Regions from separate parts of the Homo sapiens genome. Here all the other regions are linked to region 2. A link is a contact called in ENCODE Hi-C or POLR2A ChIA-PET data. All regions are on one chromosome and are shown on one strand. The core of a region is the stretch at or near the end of the contact, and the rest is flanking DNA. Distances in the headings are between cores, read along the strand shown.

The links. Hi-C counts contacts between places; a loop is a spot of excess contacts on that map. ChIA-PET counts read pairs that join two places held with the same protein, here RNA polymerase II (POLR2A). Pooled maps may share reads with other maps.
Region 1: a loop to region 2 is called in a map of mammary epithelial cell, with 3 times the contacts of the local background. The contact joins two enhancer-like sites. A Hi-C loop is called at or near these places in 14 of 168 maps with a recorded cell type or tissue (OCI-LY7, PC-3, Right ventricle myocardium inferior and 4 more) and 11 of 50 pooled maps. POLR2A ChIA-PET finds 5 or more read pairs at or near these places in 3 of 52 experiments (AG04449, K562 and PC-3).
Region 3: a loop to region 2 is called in a map of PC-3, with 8 times the contacts of the local background. The contact joins two enhancer-like sites. A Hi-C loop is called at or near these places in 5 of 168 maps with a recorded cell type or tissue (Calu3, MCF 10A, PC-3 and 2 more) and 3 of 50 pooled maps. POLR2A ChIA-PET finds 5 or more read pairs at or near these places in 3 of 52 experiments (A549, HEK293 and activated T-cell).

What each region holds. Positions count from the first base shown.
Region 1 is chr7:32,114,354-32,117,166 of GRCh38, forward strand. It overlaps a transcript of PDE1C not described here. Among named protein-coding and RNA genes, the nearest start is that of PDE1C, 45 kb to the left of the region's middle. Within about 2 kb of position 1,563, at least 2 of the 41 ENCODE cell types and tissues checked have a DNase peak (open chromatin) inside an H3K27ac peak, as active enhancers do; they include PC-3 and mammary epithelial cell, where a contact is called at or near this core.
Region 2 is chr7:32,161,721-32,164,445 of GRCh38, forward strand. It overlaps a transcript of PDE1C not described here. Among named protein-coding and RNA genes, the nearest start is that of PDE1C, 93 kb to the left of the region's middle. RefSeq lists an enhancer at 885-2,084. Within about 2 kb of position 1,476, at least 13 of the 41 ENCODE cell types and tissues checked have a DNase peak (open chromatin) inside an H3K27ac peak, as active enhancers do; they include PC-3 and mammary epithelial cell, where a contact is called at or near this core.
Region 3 is chr7:32,203,216-32,205,983 of GRCh38, forward strand. It overlaps a transcript of PDE1C not described here. Among named protein-coding and RNA genes, the nearest start is that of PDE1C, 130 kb to the left of the region's middle. RefSeq lists an enhancer at 1,926-2,768. Within about 2 kb of position 1,301, at least 2 of the 41 ENCODE cell types and tissues checked have a DNase peak (open chromatin) inside an H3K27ac peak, as active enhancers do.

The DNA.
Region 1 (2,813 bases), core at 313-2,812, 47 kb before region 2:
AAAAACAAGCAATGGGGAAAGGATCTCCTATCCAATAAGTGGTGCTAGGAAAACTGCCCAGCCATATGCAGAAAACTGAAACTGGACCCCTTCCTTACACCTTTGGAATTAACTCAAGATGGACTAAAGACTTAAATGTAAAGCCCAAAGCCATAAAAGCCCTAGAAGAAAACCTAGGCAATACCATTCAGGACACAGGCATGAGCAAAGATTTCATGAGGAAAATGCCAAAAGCAATTGCAACAAAAGCTAAAATTGACAGATGGGATCTAATTGAACTAAAGAGCTCCTGCACAGCAAAAGAAACTGTCATCAGAGTGAACAACCTACAGAATGGGCGAAAATTTTTGCAATCTACCCACCTGACAAAGGTCTAATATCTAGAATCTACAAGGAAGTTAAACAAATTTACAAGAATAAAATAAACAACCCCATCAAAAAGTGGGCAAAGAATATGAACAGACACTTCTCAAAAAAAAGACATTTATGCAGCCAACAAACATGAAACAAAGCTCAACATCACTGATCATTAGAGAAAGGCACATCAAAACCACAATGAGATATCATCTCATGCCAGTCAGAATGCTAATTATTAAAAAGTCAAGAAACAATAGATGCTGGCGAGGCTATGGAGAAATAGGAACACTTTTACACTATTGGTGGGAATGTAAATAAGTGCAACCATTGTGGAAGACAGCGTGGTGATTCCTCAAGGATCTAGAACCAGAAATACCATTTGACCCAGCAATCCCATTACTGGGTATATACCTAAAGGAATATAAATCATTCTATTATAAATAAACACGCCCACGTATGTTTATTGCAGCACTATTTACAATAGCAAAGACATGGAATCAACCCAAATGCCCATCATCAGTGATGGACTGGATAAAGAAAATGTGGTACATATACACCACAGAATACTATGCAGCCATAAAAAAAGAATGAGATTATGTTCTTCGCAGGGACATGGATGAAGCTGGAAGTCATCATCCTCAGCAAACTAATACTGGAACAGAAAACCAAACACCGCATGTTCTCACTCATAAGTGGGAGTTGAACAATAAGAGCATGTGGACACAGGGAGGGGAACAACACACATCAGGGCCTGTTGAGGGGAGGGGAGTGAGGGAGGGAGAGCATCAAGACAAATAGCTAATGCATGCGGGCCTTAAAACCTAGATGACTGATTAATAGGTTCAGCAAACCACCATGGCACATGTATACCTATATAACAAACCTGCACATTCTTCACATGTATCCCGGAACTTAAAGTACAATAAAAAAAGAAAATATAAGCCAAAATGCCAACAACTTTAGACAATCTGCCAAATAGTTGGTCGACAATAGTGTAACAGTTTAATCATTATGGGATACAATTATAAATGTAGGAGACTTCATTCCCCAATTCCTTTGCCCTTTTAGCTTCTCTTCTTTGTCCCCAGCTCTCTGAGGAAAGAAAGAATGAAAACTATACAGACAGATTCTGAAGAGAACTGTCATCAGAGGCAAGAATTCTACCCCCAGTGAGACTTTGCCCAGGGGAAAGATGTGACTTGTCAGCAATCCATCACACAAAGTTGTGCATGACTAAGAGACCAAGATGGCAGGGAAAAAATGGCATGGGTGAAAGAGGTCTACTCAAGTATGAGAAAAATCTCAGGAAATTGGGATACTACAAAGAGAAACAATGAGAGACTTTAAAAAGAATTTTCTTAGACCAAGCCCTTAAGATTCCTAAAACATTAGAAAGGCATAAGCACAATTAAGGTATTGTCCTTAAATATGACACTTCCGTGGGATGGAACTACAGGGTGCTTTGAAACTTCATGTGATGATTTTATAGCATCTTAGTCAATGCATTTCCCCTTTTATTTCTGCACCTACAACTGTAATGTCATGCTTATATGCTATTCAATTTGTAGAAGACTTGATGCACTTATCTTCCTTCTAGCACAGAGCTATACTTACTTCATTGCCAAAGGATGCTTCTAACTGTACTCAGAAAACCCCATAAGATAATACACCTGCTATTCTCGGGGGAATAGGAGAAGAGTGTCCTTATTGCCTCTGATCAAAGCTGACACATCATAATAACCAAGAAGCAGGCAGGGGTTTGTCAGATTTATTCCAAGTAAACACCTTAATGACCTCCCCAAATGGCAGGGGGCCTGCTCATAATAGGTGCATACATATGTAAAACAGCAAAAGAGAAGGTGCCAGAATTTTTCTGCCACCTGTATTTTCCTCTCCTGATTCACCACCTGGGGAGAGAGGAATGATGAGCTGTTGGAAACCACAGAAGGTGCAGTAACCTTGAAAATCTGGAAGCTGAGGAAGCAGTGAGCTAGAGAGTGAGAAGCCAGAATACAGGAGGTTGACCTGAAAGCCTTGTCAGTCCACATTCCCTATTAGATAATTTTTGTCCCCTTTTGCTATTGCTTAGAACTACAAATTTATGGAATTATAAAGCTTATGTCCCTTATAATCACATGGTCATTTCTTCCCAGAGCTTTAGTCACATCTCTGGACAAGTTCATCTACAGCACCCTATAGACCATTTCATGGCAATAAGCATCCAGAGTGTTAACACTCCTCATCTCACTATGACTTCCTGAACCATATGGGGAAAGCACTTTTATACACAAGTTATTGCTCAACTACACAAGTGAAAAATCTCTACCTCTTGGCTCCTCAGAGTAAATAGATGCAAAAGGCAGAAATCAAAACTTTCATTTGGTAGGCATCTAGAAGCCCATCAGTAGGAAAATATCCTTGAAATTTCTACCTATTTTGATATGGTCAACTTCTCT
Region 2 (2,725 bases), core at 226-2,725:
TCACATTGGCAGGGTGAGTTAGGTGGAAGCTCCAGAAAGAGTGTCCCGCTCCTCCTCCCAACCCAACAGCACTGAAAGCTTCCTGAGGGTTATTCTAGGATGAATAACTCACACTTTGTAAAATGTGCTGCTAAAATTTATTGTGGTTGAGGCATATGCTGAGGGGTTGAGGACACCTCAGATGAGCTACATTCCTGGGGGTGGAAGCCTGGATTTCTCAACGGCCCAAGAAGAATGTGCTCTGGTTGGAAAAAGGATGCATTCTCTAGGGGGAGTCAGCCCTAGAGACAAGCCCACTGGCTAGGAGCCAGGTGTGTCCATCAGCAGACCTTCTGTATGAAGGTCAACATTTGTGAACCTTTCTTGGACAATGAAAACAATCATATTTTGAGGATAATTACAATTTTATCCTTATGTTGTAGTTTCTTTAATCTCAATGCTTCCACAAAATCCCCTGTAAGGCAATAAAAGTACAAGATACTAAAGAAAATTGTGACTTGCCCCATGTTCCCTCCCACTAGAGCCCATAGGGAAGATACTGCATCAAATATAAAATTAAATATAGACAGACTGGCCCAGAATATCCAGGCCAGTAGCATTGGAGCTATGCCCCCCGTGCCAAGCTAGAAGTGATGCACCAGCAGAGAACTGCAGTGTGATGGGAGACTGTGGTCCTCCTAGAAGCAGATGTCAAGACAGGATTAGACATACAAGAAATGTATTGGAGTAAAATCTGTAAAAACAAATGAGTAAAAAGCTGAGCGAGGCTGAGAAAGCCATCAGACCTGGATGCAGGTCTGACTCCCAGTAAAAGAAAGTTGGGTGGCAGTGTCTGAGACTGTACTGCAGCTCTAAAAAAAGTTCAGCAAGGCCGTTAGTGAGTCTGAACACCAAAGTCACCATCAAAGGAGTTCCATGTCTCCCAGGAACAGCTGACCTTAGGGTCCCTGCCATGCTCAGTCATCGCCAATGGGTTCCAATGGGTTCCTCTGGGATGCACAGCTTTGGCCATCACAGGGATAAATTTCCCCACACACAAGCTAGGAGGCCATGCGTCAAGTTCACTTTCTGTGATCAGAGATATGAAAGGTATATTCTCATGGCCACCACAGAGATAAGCCCTCCCTTCCCAAACTACCAGTGAGAGGACCAACAAGAATGCAAGAGGAATGGTGTCTACCTCATATATACTTGGTCATTTTTTAACACTGGAAGATCTGTCTCTAAAAACTTACAAAGAGAGACCTAAATATTGCCTTTATGTGAAGCCAAGGTTGCAATAAAAACTTCTCTAGGCTTTAAAAATTCTCAGAATTCATTCTTTCATTTTTCCCCTTGGCAAATGATTTGGATTTGCAAAGACTAAAGGTGAAAAATAACTCCAGGAAGGCAACACTAAGTCAGGAGAGTAGGTGTCCCCAGAAGTTTCCAATGGGTGAGCAACACTCAGTAATAGAAAAATATGTGTGACCAGACTTCCTATGAGCTAATTGGGAATTTTAACCCATGACTCATCCCAGGGCGGGGCCGAAGCTCCAGGGGACGCTACCCCACACCATGCCATATCATCAGCCAGACTGCACATTTCCTGAAAGTAATCAAGTCAGAAACTGACATTTTGGCAGCAGCCCCTAGTGGAAAAATGACTGCCAAAAGCCAAAATGAGGATGAGTTCAACGATTTAATTCTGCATGGAAAACACAATCCATTAAATGGGATCTGACAAGGCCTTAATCTCATCCGTAGCTGAGGGTGTTGGCTCAATGCGATTCTGCTCTCTGGAACATATTCTTAGTAAGCTATCTATAGAATCTAGAAAGCCTTTGCCAAAGCCCAAATAAGTCCATCCTAAGTGGGAAGAGAAGCTCACCAAGCCCCCACTGACTCTGTAGGGAGTAAGCACATGATTCTTCCAAGTGCAAAATTATCAAAACCTGGCAACTCAACCTGTGTTGGGAGTCGCATGATTCAAAGCAAAGGAACTGAGATGGGCAATGCACTGAGTGGCTTCAGAATTTCCACCACTGCCCAAGGAGGTCAGGCCCACAGCCAGCATCACTCACAAAGCATCCATAGGGCTCATATTCCCTGGCTGGGGCCCACTGCATAATCCAGTCACAAAAGAAAGAGTTGGGGGTGTAGAGGATCAGTCTTCTCCCAAACAGGGTTTTAAAAACTGAAGTGAGAAAGAATTAGAGGCTGTCACCTTCTTTGGCCCACTTAATCCTAACAGCAGCCCCCAAAGCCCATTATTTTACTGTTTGCATGTGAAAAATGAGGAAAGAGAACAAAAGCATTACTCAAATCATGTAGTTTAAAAGATTGTTTGCAAATTCATACTTGTGGGATTCCAAAGCCCATGTCTCACCACTCTGAAGGTGGTGGTCCTCAGACTATTGCATCAGTTGGAGCTTGTTAGAAATGCAGATTCACAGGCTGCACCCCAGACCTACTGAATCAGGATCTGCATTTAACAGGATTCCCCAAGGAATTCATTTAGACATAAGGTTTGAGAAGCAGTGCCTTCAATGGCTTCTATCCAAAAAGGGTAGGTGGATTGAAAACATAAGTCTAGACTAGAAAAAGATTTAGTGCAATAGAATAGGGCCAGTCTTATAGGATATATAAAATATGTATCAAAATATAACTCAAACTATATATCCAAAGTGCACACTCAAATTAGTATAACCAATCACACCATATCTTTTTTCACCAACAACAAATC
Region 3 (2,768 bases), core at 51-2,550, 41 kb after region 2:
ACATATTTCTTCTTCTTCTTTTTGTCTTCATCCATCCCCAGTTCAAGCTCCCTTCTTTTGTCACCAACCCTCCTAGCCATAACAACTGATCTAGTAAAGTTCCCTGGCTGAACTCTAGCACTGTCTCGGACATGATTTTGAGTTCCCTCTGGGGCTCCATACATGGCATCACCATGTCATAGGTGCTGCCTCCCTCTATTTCAACCAACCCCAGCGATCACCCCACTGCACATCTCTGCCTTCCATTTCCCATCTCTGCAGAGGGAAGGTGATCATTCACCCAGCACAAAAATACGAAGGGCCGCCCCTTGCTTCACTCCCCCATCCACCCTAAGTACTCCAGCTCTTTCACAGGAAAATCTATTTCCAAAAATACCTGGATTCTTAATTAATCTCTATTTTCTTATTGCTTTTGATACCGCTATAGTAGTCCCCCATTATCCGAGGGGGTACGTTCCAACAACTGCCTGAAACCAGGGATGGTGCCTAACATGATTGCTGTTAATCAGAACACGATTCTGCTCATGTCTACCCTCCGCAAATTTAATAACACTTCCATCTTAACTAAGCACTTATCCTGTCCTGTGGCCATAACTTTTGCAGCTTTAGTGCAACAACAAAACTAGCACGAATTTCTGTTTCCTTCTTTACAGTTTCACAGATAGAAAATTCGCTCTCCCTGTGGATCTCAGCAACCTTGGCATACAGTTTTTTTCTTTATTAAGTCAAGAACTTTCACCTTTTCACTTAAAGAAAGCACTTGCTGGCTTCTCTGTGGTGTATCCAAATTGCCAGCATCAGTACTCTTGCACTTTTTACTAAGTGCACTTAGAAATTGCACTTAGGCAATTACTAAATAAAATAAGGGTGATTTGAACACAAGCACTGCAATCTGATAAACGAGAGGGCCCCTAAGTCACTAACGTGTAGGTAGCATCTACACATGGATCCACTGGACAAAGGGAGGATTAACATCGTGGGTGGGGCAGAGTGAGATTTCATCTCGCTATTCAGAGCAGCACTCAAATCAAAACTTGTGAATTGTTTATTCCTGGAATTTTCCATTTCATATCTTCAGACCGCTATTAGCCACAAGTAACAAAACTGGGAAAGTGAAACCGCAGATAAGGGAGGACTTTTGTATTTTCTTGTCCACGATTGCTCATCTTGGGGGAGAAATTAGTCCTCCCTCAGGAAAGCAACCAGAACTCCAGCATACAGCTGCCCAGCCACAAGAGCTCTGTGGGCACTGTCTCCCTCGCTCGGGCTCCTCCAATGCCCTGGACTCCTGACAGAAGCTCTGTCCAATGCACTGAATGCAGCGTCTTTTACGTCCTCTAGAGGAGAGGGATGCCACCAAAATCTGGGCTTTTTCTGCCACACTGTGGCCACGTCTGAACACTACATGTGGCCACGTCTGAACACTACATGTGGCCTTCATTCCCTTACATGTGGTATTTGGAGTTTTTTCCAATGAAGATTAGAAGTTACCTTTTTTACCTATTATCCCCATTCAGACCCTCAAGCCTCAGCTAATGCTCACTTTCTCCAGGAGGACTCCCTTGAATTCACCTCCACACCAGGCTGGCTGAAGCGTCCCCGTTCTGACTCTCCCAGCTCCTCCTACCAATTGCTAGCATTTCCTTCCACATGCTGTATTGTAGTAGTCACTTCTGTCTCCCTAATTAGACTGCAAACCCTTTGAAGACAAACCAACTCATCTGTGTTATCTCCATGGCTCACAGAAGAACAGAAAAGTCTTCAATAAGTATATATGAAATTAAAGAAAAAAGGGAAGAAGAGAGGGGAGGAAGGCTGAAAACTCAAGGTAATAACAACCAGCCACACTTATTGAGCGCTTGTGGTATACAGTCCCTGTGCTTCATATAATGAATTCCAGGTTATCAGGGCCAATATCCACCTCTGCTGCCCCAGCTTCATCCAGCAATTAAAGGGTCCATGTCTGTCCTGTCAGGGGTCTCCTGGACTCTAGTCCTTCACATAGTCCATGACCAGCATCTGTTCTGATGTTCAGTGACCACGTCACATGTTTTCAAGTATTTTAACATTCACCCTTGCATGTGATCATCCACAACAACTTGGAAATAAGCTCTAGCATTGAGGTGAATCTGGCTGGGCTTCTGGGTTGGGTGAGGACTTGGAGAACCTTTCTATCTAGCTAAAGGATTGTAAATGCACCAATCAGTGCTCTGTGTCTGGCTAAAGGTTTGTAAATGCACCAATCAGCACTCTGTAAAAACGGACCAATCAGCACTCTGTAAAATGGACCAATCAGCACTCTGTAAAACGGACCAATCAGCACTCTGTAAAATGGACCAATCAGCAGGATGTGGGTGGAGCCAAAAAAGAGAATAAAAGCAGGCCAACCCCCCAGCCAACCCGTTTGGGTCTGCTTGTGCCCTGCAGAAGCTTTGTTCCTTCCCCCTTTGCAATGAATTTTCCTGCTGCTGGCTTTTTAGGTCTGCACTACCTTTATGAGCTGTAACACTCATTCTGCAGTTTCACTCCTGAAGCCAGCGAGACCATGAAGCAACCCCAAGGAAAACAACTCCAGACATGCCACCTTTAAGAGCTGTAACAGTCATTGCCAAGGTCTGCAGCTTCACCCCTGGAGTCATTAAGATCGTGAACCCATCAGAATGAAGAAACTCCGGACACATCTGAAAATCTTAAGGAACAAACTATGGACACACCATCTGTAAGAACTGTAACACTCACCAGGTGGGTCCATGTTTTCATTTTTGAAG